Regions from separate parts of the Homo sapiens genome. Here region 2 is linked to region 1. Evidence: read pairs that join two places in POLR2A ChIA-PET (ENCODE). Cell type or tissue: A673. All regions are shown on one strand. Each heading gives the region's core, and the rest is flanking DNA. Links, peaks and the distances in the headings are about the cores only.

Region 1 (2,919 bases), core at 302-2,801:
CCAAGAGTTTGAGACCAGCCTAGGCAACGTAGTGAAACCCCATCTTTACAAAAACTGTGTATATATATATATATATATATATATATATATACACACACGCACACATATATAGCTGAGATGGGAGGATTGCTTGAGCCCAGGAGTTCAAGGCTGCAGTGAGCTAGGATCATGCCACTGCACTCTAGCCTGGACAACAGAACAAGACCTTGTCTCAGGAAAAAAAAAAAAAAAAAAGATATAAAACTTTACCTTACCCCATTACCCTAGCGTTCAGTATCTTTTGTCGTGGCATATTTTATTTTCTCTAGATCTGGCTATTATAGATAGTCTCTGGAAATAGAAGTTCAGAGCCTTTGGTAGCTTAGTGAAGTATAGAGACTCTGATAATGATTTCAGTACACTTACTGATATCTATGTGATGATGAATTTTAATAATACAGCAAATAAGATGACCAACTTTCTCAAATCAAAGACCCAAACAAGGCCAGGCACAGTGATTCATGCCTGTAATCCCAGCTACTTGGGAGGCTGAGGCAGGAGAATCGCTTGAACCCAGGAGGCGGAGGTTGCAGTGAGCTGAGATCACGCCACTGCACTCCAGCCAGGGCAATGACAGACCAAGACTCCATCTCAAAAAAAAAAAAAAAAAAAAAAAAGAAAGATCCAAACAATGTCAATGTTAAGAATATCTGATAGGGCCAGATTCAGTGGCTCATGCTTGTAATCTCAACACATTGGGAGGCTGAGGCTGGAAGATTGCTTGAACCCAGGAGTTCAAGACCAGCCTGGGCAACACAGTGAGACCCTGTCTCTACAAAAAATACAGAAATTAACCAGATGTGGTGGCATGCACCTGTAATTCCAACTACTTGTGAGGCTGAGGTGGGAAGATCACTTGAGCCTGGGAGGTCAAGGCTGCAGTAAGCCATGATCACACACTCCAGCTTGGTTGACAGAGCAAGACCTCATCTCACACACACACACACACACACACACACACACACACACACACACAGAATATCTGGTGAATAAAACATTCACATGTGAATGTCCACCTACATGATTCAAGTATGGTCCATATTTTCTAAACTAGCTCAACTGTATTAACAGAGCCATCCTGTTTTTGGGGGCCACAGTGTGCAGAAAGCTGTCAGACAAAAAGGGGTTCTCGAGGGGTTAATTTTGTACAGATAATTTGTGCTATGCTCTGAATCTTTGAGTCCCTCCAAAAATTCATATGTTGAAATCCTAACCCCCAAGGTGAAGGTATTAGGAGGTGGGGCCTTCAGGAAATGATTAGGTTATGAAGGGCAGAGCCCTCATAGTTGGGACTAGTGAGCCTATAAAAGAGACCCCAGAAGTTGGGCTCTATGGCACATGCCTGCAGTCCTAGCTACTCAGGAGCCTCAGTTGGGAGCATCACTTGAGCTCAAAAGTTAGAGACCAGATTGGGCAAAAGCAAGATCCCATCTCTAAATAATAAAACTAATTTTTTTTCTTTTTTTGAGAGAGAGACTCGCCTGACTTGGTGGCTCATGCCTGTAATCCCAGTATTTTGGGAGGCCAAAGCAAGAGGATTGCTTGAGCCCAGGAGTTCGAGACCAGCCTGAGGAACACGGTGAAACCCCCTCTCTACAAAAAATAAAATTAGCCAAGCGTGGTGGCACATACCTGTGGTCCCAGCTGCTTGGAAGACTAACATGGGAGGATCACTTGAGCCCAGGAGGTCAAGCCTGCAGTGAGCTGTGATTGTGCCACTGCACTCTAGCCTGGGTAACACAGCAAGAGCTCATCTAAAGAAATAACAATAAATTTTAAAACTAAATAAATAAAAAATTTAAAAGAGAGACTTCAGATAACTAGCTTATCCCTTCCACCCTGTAAGGGCACAGCAAAAAGGTGCTCTATGAATCAGAAAGCAAACCCTTGCCAGACACTACATCTGCCAGTGCCTCGACCTTGAACTTCCTAGTCTCCAGAACTGGGAGAAATAAATTTCTGTTGTTGTTAAGCTGTGCAGTCTATGGTGTTTGTTTAGAGCAGACCAAATGAACTAAGGCAATTTATTGTTAACATGAATATGTTTTAGTAATTGTATGTCCTTTCAGGATGGTAGAGGCTTACTGATATTTATGTTCAAGAACTATGAACAAAATTACTTCTGAAAATCTAAAAATGAATTTTTAGATTTTAAATGCCTTTATCATTTATTGTAGATCATGATACACACTTTACAGAATTTATGGTAATGTCCTGGATATTTGTGAATATCTTCATTGTCCATGGCCATCATAGGCCTAAGTACTTATGAAATATTTAGGCAAGCCTATGTACATATATACTTTGACAGTGATTCCACTGTTCTCCATTCTGATATTGTAATTTAGTCTAAAATATTAACTCAAGTCTTGTTATCAACAAGTAGTGTCTGTTTCTCACCTGAGAGTTGCCTGACATCATTGTATAAGCCACAGACCAGATATTGGGTTTTCTGGAAGAAACATCAAAAAGTATCTTCAAGGTCAAGAGATCGAGACCAGCCTGGCCAACATGGTGAAACCCCATCTCTACTAAAAACACAAAAATTAGCTGGGCATGGTGGCACGCACCTGTAGTCCCAGCTACTCAGGAGGCTGAGGCAGGAGAATCTCTTGAATGTGGGAGGCGGAGGTTGCAGTGAGCCGAGATCACACCACTGCACTCCAGCCTGGTGACAGCATGAGACTCCATCTTAAAAAAAAAAAGTAGCTTCAGAGCTTTATGATAAAGACTTGACTGCTAAAAACTGAAGGGATAGGTATAATTGTCAATTTAACTGACATTATTGTCATTACCATCATTAATTAATGACATTAACATCATAAGGATTTCCAGGACTATTATGGTCTAGAAGCAGATGACTTGGTAAAAGTATATTAC
Region 2 (2,919 bases), core at 332-2,831, 58 kb before region 1:
TCATGATTGTTGTCTTAGCTACATTGCTTCCCCCTTGGCCCTCCCCAATTCTTTCTCTACCTATTCTATTTTTTTTCCTAGTGCAAAGAAATATACCTTCTTCAAACTTGCATCCTCACACCTGGTAGCCCCCAACTCAAGCAATAAATGGGCATTTTACAAATGAAGATCCAAAATGAGTGATCAATTCCAAATCAATTCTTTTTGTTCTTCTTAATGTCACCACTGGTCAGAAGTAAGCCATTTTGCCTCAAGAAGAAAACAAACAAACAAACAAAAAAACACCATATGGATAAGATAATCCAGGCTTGTTAATTTCCAATCATTATTTTAGGACCACTGATACTGTTCCATGTTTTCATATCTGTTATAGCATTTACTATAAGGTAGGCAGCTATTACTATCACTATGTAACAAATTAAGTAGCTGAGCTCAAAGAGGCTGCCGTCTTGCCAGTCATAATAAAAAGCAAGGCTCAGGTCGAGACCCAGGGCTTCAGATTCCAAACTGGGAGCTGATTTCTTATAGCTGAGATCAGAGGTTATAACCCTCTGTTCTGTTAGTAAATCTATGAATTGGTGCTCAATCTAAAATGCTACTTAGAAATAATTAACTAGGGCCAGGCACGGTGGCTCATGCCTGTAATACCAGCACTTTGGGAAGCTGAGGTGGGTGGATCACGAGGTCAGGAGATCAAGACCAGCCTGGCCAACGTGGTGAAACCCCATCTCTACTAAAAAATACAAAAATTAGCTGAGTGTGGTGGTGGGCGCCTGTAATCCCAGCTACTTGGGAGGCTGAGGCAGGAGGATTGCTTGAACCCAGGAGACAGAGGTTGCAGTGAGCTGACACGGTGCCACTGCACTCCAGCCTGGGCGACAGAGTGAGACTGTCTCAAAAAAAAAAAAAAAAAAAAAAAAATTAACTATTATTCTCCTCCTCCAGGATTTCTCATTCTCAGCGCTATTGACATTTTTCTTTATTGCAGGAGGCTGCCTGTGCATTGTAGCATGTTTAGCAGCATTTTGTGCTACTTAGAATCCATTAACTTGATGCAAGTAGCAACCACACACACACCTTTCCCCAATGATAACAAAATCAGCCCCAGTTGAGAACCACTGTTCCGCTCTATGCTGAACTCCTGTGGAATTCCCATCCTCTGTGTTTCCCTCAGCCTGTGAGAACACGAGTGTAGGCCCTGAAAACCTCCTGCCTGTGGCCTCTGTTTGGTCCTCCTGGACTTCCTGTAGGCCCCTTGCCTGCAGTAACCAACATCCTCACTGTGAGCCTTTATCTGTCCTTGGAGGGTGTCCAAAACCTACTCACATCCGCTTGATTCTGTACGCTAGCTCATCCAGGCAGCCTGAGTCCATGGCTATTCAAGACCAGGAGTTAAAATTGAATTGGCTGCCCAAGAATGATTTACTGGAGGCTTCTGGAAATGTCTTCCACAACTGGATTAACTATTTTGATTAATTTGACCCGTCAGTTTGTTAGGAAGGAGAGGAATAGCCATTTAATTTATTTATTCACTTAATTTATTCAACTGAATAATTTATTTAGATGCATTCATTTATTTATTTAACTGATACTGTGACTGAGATGACTTGTTTTTTGACTAAATTGAACAGTTGAAATGATCAGATTAGTTGTGCACTGAGACTCAGCCTGAATGCAGCTACCATCTCAGTGCAAGTGATTTCATATCCTTTATGCCCCAGAGAATGTAGCTCAGTTAATAAATAATCACAATTTTTATTCAGCAGTTGTTTCTAACTATTCTTTTTTCTTTTCGTTGCAAAGAATATATGATTTTTTTTCTTAAATTTCAAAAACGGTTGTAAAAATAATGTTTGGGTACCCTTGTGCTGATATGACTGACTGTATCTTTCAGGCAAGAGAGAGCGTCATTCACTAGCACATACACATAACTCAGTACAATAAATGTGTGTCATTGTACATCAATGGTGGATTTCCTGTGTGATGGAGGGGAGAAAAAGAGAAGACAGAGCAGAGGGTTCTCTTCACACTAGATTTCTTAGGGAGCTCGTAAAAAGGATTTACTGTATTTTGATTAATCCATCCTTCATCCACCTTGAGTGTCTCCATGGCAACCGGATATTTGTTTCCCAAAGATTGGCTTTCAGACTATGGAAGGTTCATTCAGCTCCATACAAAACCCCCTGTATTGCTGAGAACCACATATTTGAAATTCAGTGTGCATAGACAACCACTCCCAAACCCTTGTCTGTGTTACTGATGCCAGTGCTACTATCATTTTATCAATGACAAGACATGATCAATTTTTGAGGCATTTTCTCAGAGTTAACACAGACATCTGTTTTGCCTCTATTCCTCAGTAACATTAAGTATTTTAAGCTTAGCTTGAAGGAAGCGAGCTAAGTAGCCATTATGGGACTGAAAAAAAGAAAAAAGAAAAAAGACACCATGTCAAATGTTGGTTAGAGTATTTCAGGGCATAGGTCTGTAGTACTGCACCAATTAGATGCTCTTGTAAATAAAAATAATATCCAAAATTAATGATCCTGGCTGGGCGCAGTGGCTCACTCCTGTAATCCCAGCATCCTGGGAGGCCAAGGCGGGCGGATTACTTGAGGTCAGGAGTTTGAGACCAGCCTGACCAACATGGTGAAACCCCAGCTCTACTAAAAATACAAAAAAAAATTAGCTGGGCCTGGTGGCGCACGCCTATAATGCCAGCTACTCAGGAGGCTGAGGCAGGGAGAATCGCTTGAACCTGGGAGGTGGAGGTTGCAGTGAGCCAAGATCATGCTGCTGCACTCCAGCCTGGGAGACAGAGCAAGAATCTGTCTCAAACAAACAACAAAAAGGAAATAAAAGAAATTAATAATCCCTTTCTTAGCCAGGCATGGTGGCGTGCACCTGTAGTCTCAGCTA

Evidence for each region. ChIA-PET counts read pairs that join two places held together with the same protein. Peaks named below come from ENCODE experiments on the same cell type or tissue, not always from the same donor. Only the 100,000 strongest peaks of a DNase experiment are listed, where the experiment ranks them.
Region 2: POLR2A ChIA-PET joins it to region 1 with 17 read pairs; 2 of 35 experiments call an interaction of 5 or more read pairs at or near these places.

What each region holds. Positions count from the first base shown.
Region 1 is chr7:138,283,382-138,286,300 of GRCh38, forward strand. No RefSeq gene overlaps it. Among named protein-coding and RNA genes, the nearest start is that of MIR4468, 160 kb to the left of the region's middle. In A673, for the core only: no CTCF peak of the experiment used is centred there; no DNase peak of the experiment used is centred there.
Region 2 is chr7:138,224,942-138,227,860 of GRCh38, forward strand. No RefSeq gene overlaps it. Among named protein-coding and RNA genes, the nearest start is that of MIR4468, 100 kb to the left of the region's middle. In A673, for the core only: no CTCF peak of the experiment used is centred there; a DNase peak (open chromatin) is centred at 1,310.